2 separate regions of the Homo sapiens genome follow, and region 2 is linked to region 1. Evidence: read pairs that join two places in POLR2A ChIA-PET (ENCODE). Cell type or tissue: PC-9. All regions are shown on one strand. Each heading gives the region's core, and the rest is flanking DNA. Links, peaks and the distances in the headings are about the cores only. Region 1 overlaps NT5C3B (5'-nucleotidase, cytosolic IIIB). Region 2 overlaps ACLY (ATP citrate lyase).

The links. Peaks named below come from ENCODE experiments on the same cell type or tissue, not always from the same donor. Only the 100,000 strongest peaks of a DNase experiment are listed, where the experiment ranks them.
Region 2: POLR2A ChIA-PET joins it to region 1 with 10 read pairs; 8 of 35 experiments call an interaction of 5 or more read pairs at or near these places.

Annotation. Positions count from the first base shown.
Region 1 is chr17:41,825,742-41,828,646 of GRCh38, reverse strand. NT5C3B (5'-nucleotidase, cytosolic IIIB) reads left to right here. Exons shown (of 9, transcript NM_052935.5): 8 at 1,021-1,221. Among named protein-coding and RNA genes, the nearest start is that of NT5C3B, 9.0 kb to the left of the region's middle. In PC-9, for the core only: no CTCF peak of the experiment used is centred there; no DNase peak of the experiment used is centred there.
Region 2 is chr17:41,893,539-41,896,443 of GRCh38, reverse strand. All of the region lies in intron 14 of ACLY (ATP citrate lyase), which reads left to right. LOC124904005 (a long non-coding RNA gene) reads right to left here. Exons shown (of 2, transcript XR_007065757.1): 1 at 1,056-2,905; 2 at 678-721. Among named protein-coding and RNA genes, the nearest start is that of ACLY, 24 kb to the left of the region's middle. RefSeq lists a silencer at 2,701-2,901. In PC-9, for the core only: no CTCF peak of the experiment used is centred there; a DNase peak (open chromatin) is centred at 1,303.

The DNA.
Region 1 (2,905 bases), core at 156-2,655:
GTTACTTTTTGGCCAGGCGCGGTGGCTCAGACCTGTAATCCTAGCACTTTGGGAGGCCGAGGCGGGCGGATCACTTGAGGTCAGGAGTTCGAGACCAGCCTGGCCAACATGGTGAAAGTCCATCTGTACTAAAAATACAGAAATAAGCCGGGCGTGGTGGTGTGTGGCTGTAATCCCAGCTCCTTCGAGGCTGAGGCAGGAGAATTGCCTGAACCCAGGAGGCAGAGGTTGCAGTGAGCCAAGATCACACCACTGCACTCCATCCTGGGTGACAGAGTAAGACTCTGTCTTCAGAAAAAAACAAAAACAAAAAAACTTTCAAAGGATCCTCTCTCTTTGGTGTTTGCCTGACAGTCAACTCTCTGCCCTGGGGTACCTAATTTATGGGCCTGCCCTGCCCTATGTCACTGTCATATTATTATGTGCCATTCTGGGTCCTAAAGGGCTTGGGCTTTGATTTGTTTTTCCCAAGCCAGAGGTGGGCTGCTCCAACTCATCCACGTTCTGACTTTTTTCCCCATAAAACTGATGGTTGGAATTTTCATCATGTTGACCTGCAGTGAGGATGTGGCCCGCAGCTGAGCACTAGCACATGTGTAACCTGAGTGGCATTTATATCACAGCTTCGTGCATCCACCAGAACAGATGATCTGCAATATTGGGTGGCTCCTGTTCATTTAAACTAGGAGTTACAAACTTATGCTGTAAAAGGCCCTGTCGTCGATATTTAGGCTTTATGGGCTGTGGCATCACTGTTGCAACTGCCCAACTTTGCCTTTATAGCACAAAAAAGCAGCCATAGGCATCATGTAAACAAATGAGTTTGGCTGTATCCCAATACAACTTTATTTACAAAAGCAGGCCAAGTCTGGCCCATGGGCCGTAGTTTAGGCTACAGTGAAGTTTTGGCATTATCTATCACTTTTGGGATTCCCTTTTCTCTGTGACAGAGACAGTGGAGAGCTGGTGCCACATGGGTCCCTGCAGCCCTTCCATCTGTCTCTTGTCTTCATTATTTAGGGTTTTCTCCAGGGATTTAAGGGCCAGCTCATACACACATACAACAAGAACAGCTCTGCGTGTGAGAACTCTGGTTACTTCCAGCAACTTGAGGGCAAAACCAATGTCATCCTGCTGGGAGACTCTATCGGGGACCTCACCATGGCCGATGGGGTTCCTGGTGTGCAGAACATTCTCAAAATTGGCTTCCTGAATGACAAGGTGGGTAGAGGACCAGGGCTGCTTCTCTTCATGTCTTTCTTCTCTTTGAATGCCCATTAACAAATGCCTTTGAACACATTCTCTTTTTTTATTTCTATTTTTATTTTATTTTATTTTATTTTTTTTTGAGACGGGGTCTCACTCTGTCGCCCAGGCTGGAGTGCAGTGGCATGATCTCAGCTCATTGCAAGCTCCGCCTCCTGGGTTCACGGGAGCCTCTGGCTCCCAAGTAGCTGGGACTACAGGCACCCGCCACCACTCCCGGCTGATTTTTTGTATTTTTAGTAGAGACGGGGTTTCACCATGTTAGCCAGGATGGTCTCAATCTCCTGACCTCGTGATCCGCCTGCCTTGGCCTCCAAAAGTGCTGGGATTACAGGCATGAGCCACTGCACCCAGCTTTTTTTTCTTTTTTTTTTTTTTTTTGAGATAGAGTCTCACTCTGTTCCGCAGGCTACAGTGCAGTGGCGCCATCTTGGCTTACTGCAACTTCCACCTCCCAGGTTCAAGTGATTCTTCTGCCTCAGGCAGCTGAGTAGCTGGGACTACAGGCATGTGCCACCACACCTGGTTCATTTTGTATTTTTAGTAGAGACGGGGTTTCTCCACGTTGGTCACGCTGGTCTCGAACTCCCGACCTCAGGTGATCTGCCTGCCTCAGTCTCCCGAAGTGCTGGGATTATAGGCATGATCCACCACGCCCAGCCTAAATAAAATAAATAAAATTTATTTTATTTTATTTATTTATTTTGAGATGGAATCTCACTCTGTCCCCTAGTGGAGTGCAGTGGCACGATCTCGGCTCCCTGCAACCTCCATCTCCTGGGTGAGCTGAGATTGCGCCACTGCACTCCAGTCTGGGTGACAGAGCGAGGCTCCATCTCAAAAAAAAAAATGGGTCGTGGTCAGGTGCGGTGGCTCATGCCTGTAACCCCCCTATTTTGGGAGGCCAGGGCAGGGGGATCACTTGAGGCCAGGAGTTTAAGACCAGCCTGGGCAACATAGTGAGACCCTGTCTCAACAACAGCAACAACAATTAGCTGGGTGTGGTTAGCATGCCTGTAGTTCTAGTTACTCAGGAGGCTGAGGCAGGAAGATCACTTGAGTCCAGGAGGTTGAAGCTGCAGTGAGCCAAGATTATGCCACTGCACTTCAGCCTACGCAGCAGAGTGAGATCCTATCTCAAAAAAGAAAGAAAGAAAGAAAGAAAGAAATTCAGTCCAGATGGATTAGAGGCAACATCTGTTTTTTTTTTTTTTTTTTTTTTTTTGAGACAGGGCCTCACTCTGTCACCTAGGCTGGAGTGTCATGGCTCAGTCTTGGCTCACTGTAGCCTTAATTTCCTGGGCTCAAGTGATCCTTTCTGCCTCAGTCTCCCGAGTAGCTGGGACTACAGGCACCCACCCCCATGCCCGGCCAATTTTTGTAGAGATGGGCTTTTGCCATGTTGCCTGGGCTGGTCTCAAACTCTTGGGCTCAGATGATCCTTCTGCCTCAGCCTCCCAAAGTGGCAACATCTGGTTTTTTGTTTTTATTCCTTGTTACTGTTCTTTTGTATTGACCCAAGGGTTAATTGTGGTAGCCCATGCCCATCCCTCGTCTGTCTCCAAAGGGTAGGCCCGGTAACCTTGAACTCCTTTGGCTCTCAAAAGGGAGCTGGGAGTTGCTGCTTGAATGCTCTCCT
Region 2 (2,905 bases), core at 189-2,688, 68 kb before region 1:
CTATCCGTGCTCAGTACGCGCCCCACTCAGTCCTCTCCTCACTGTGTGGCTGTTTCTGGCTCCAAGCTTGGGAAGGGGTAGAGATTTTGGAAGGAGCAAGAGCCAGACCCACAGCCCTGGAGAGTGTAGTGGTGTCAAGGAGAGAGTGTCGCCTGGGAAGGAGGGAGCCATCCAACTAAATGGGGAGTGGCAGAGAGTCGTGGGCGTCTGTCACTGCTGGGGTGCAGAAGGGGAGCCACAAGTCACCCCTGCTTCTCATTTACATCTCCTGATGTCATTTTCCCACCTTTCCTGCCTCGGCTTCACCACTGCCAGCTTCATCCTCAAGCTCCAGGGACCAGTTTATCTTTTTCTGGGGTTGTGGTGGAGGAACAAAAGAGGTGAAGAAGGAGGTAGACGGAAGCGCAGAAGGGTGTGCAGCGGATCTAGTGACTGGGTAATTGGAAGGGGTATGAGCTTTGTCTGGTGTATGAGGTCACATTTTACAGTGGATACTTCTGTGCATGCGCATTCACCCACCAGCCTAGCTGAGTAGATTAATTGGTTCATGGCATCAGAGCGTCCATTTAACTTTGACATTCACAGCCGTGGAGGCGGGGAAGTCTTTGTTGTCCCCTTGCTAAGGGGAGGGGAAGGAGTAATTGGCAGGGTCGATAACCAGCTGGAAAGGCCTGGAATGCAGCACTGTGGCCACCTGGCTTTAATCCTGATGTTTTTGCCTCTGGAAAAAGTTAAGAGCAGAGTGAGCCCAGTGTGGAAAGAACAGGGACCAGCCCTGGTTCTCCAGGAGCTCTCTGTGCTCTGAAGGGGAGGAGGGTTATGAGGAGGGGGGTTATCCTTGTTACTTTCTGGAGTGAGAGAAATAAAAGGAGGGTGTGTCAGGGAGAACAGATTATGGCTGAGCGAGCCCTCCCCTCAGCGAGGCCAGAGGAGGCCTGGTGTAGGGGGCATAGCCCCTGGCACAGAGGTTCTCTCTGGAGCCTCTCTGCTGCTGGTGGGCTGAGGATACACCCTTCAGCTTTGGTTTCTCTGTGCTTGAGGAAGGGCCACTTTACCTCCACCCTTCCTGCTGGAGATGCTGGTAGGTTGGTAGATTCCAGGCTTTGTCTTGATTTCTGTAGCTGGCAGGGTAGATAGATCAGAGGCATGTGCACGTGCGTCACCTGGCGGGGGTGACATGATGCAGGCTTCCCCTGAGGATGGCGGGTCATGAACTCACACTTATATTCTCCCTCCTCACTTTCACAGTTGAGCTGCATTTTAAGTGATTGTGTAATCCTGGCTCTGATGCTGGATGACCTCGGACCTCAATCATTTGGCATCTCTGGGCTTCAGTTTCCTAGGACTGGGAAGTGGGAGAACTGGATTAGGTGGCTCCCCTTGTTCTGTGATCTCATGTCTCAGCAGAACCCGGGGGGTCTAGGTGACAGTAAATCCCAGGTATTTGCAACATCAGGAACCTTCTGTCATGAGAAGCTGTAAGGCTGTGATGGAAGAGGCAGGCCTGTACAGGGATTTAATGAGACCATGAACTTGGTTAGCCAAGCCTGCTCTAGTACAGTAGGTTAATTAATACGAGATGCCACTGGGCTAGATGCATCATTCTTCCTAGGGGAGCTCAGAACCTCCCTGAGGGCTGCTTTCCTCCTCTTGGACTTGCAGGGACCCAGAGGGGAAAGTCAACTGCCTGAAGCGTGGTAAAAGTCCTTTCCCTTTAGGCTAAGGACTGCACTTTTTTCTTTTTTTTTTTAAATATACTTGCTGCATTAAAATTTTCTTTTTAAAATTTTTGTGGGTACATAGTAGGGGTGCATGAGATATTTTGGTACAGGCGTGCAATGCGTAATAATCGCATCATGGAAGGTTTTTCTTTGTTGTTTTTTTTTTTGAGGTGGGGTCTCACTATGCCGCGGTGGCTGGTTTCGAATTCCTGGGCTCAAGTGATCCTCCCATCTCAGTCTCCTAAGTAGCTAGGACTCAAGCACGCACCACTATGCCCACCTAGAGAACTGCACTTCTACCAGCTCCTTTTGTTCCCTTACCCTTTTTTTTTTTTTTTTTTTTTTTGAGACAGGGTCTCACTCTGTGGCCCAAGCTGGAGTGCAGTGGTGCGATCTTGGCTCGCCGCAACCTCTGCCTCCTTGGTTCAAGTGATTGTGTGTTGGTTTCCCAAGAAGCTGGGATTACAGGTGCATGCCACCACGCTAATTTTTTTTTTTTTTTTTTTGAGATGGAGTCCCGCTCTGTCACCTGGGCTGGAGTGCACTGGCACGATCTCGGCTCACTGCAACCTCTGCCTCCCGGGTTCGAGCGATTCTCCCTGCCTCAGCCTCCTGAGTAGCTGGGATTACAGGTGTCCACCCCACCACACCCAGCTAATTGTTGTATTTTTATTAGAGACAGCGTTTCACCGCGTTGGCCAGGCTGGTCTTGAACTCTTGAGCTCAAGTGATCCACTGGTCTCAGCCTCCCAAAGTGCTGGGATTACAGGCGTGAGCCACCACACCTGACCTGCGCCTTACCTCTTAAGTGCCCACTGGAGGGTCTGTCCAAGAGCACTGTCCTGAGCAGGAAAGAGCCACCTGGTAGAAGGGAGAAGGACAGGAAAAACAGGAGAGCAGGTTGAGGGCACTGGCCCTGTGTAACTAGCTTGCTGCTCCTGCCTTGTGCAGAGCCCTGGCCAGAACCACAGTTAGCGATAAGGCTGCTGTGTCCTCAGCCCCGGCTGCACAAACCTCTTCTTTGGACCTACACTGACCTAGAATTCATGCTGATTCAAACCCTGACTGGAGCTGGTTTTATGTCCAGATTTACAGGGTAATAAGCATTGTTGGAACATAAGTCCTGAACCCACCAAAATTGGGCGAGCTAAGCATTTTTTTCCAATGACTTTAAAAATAATTTG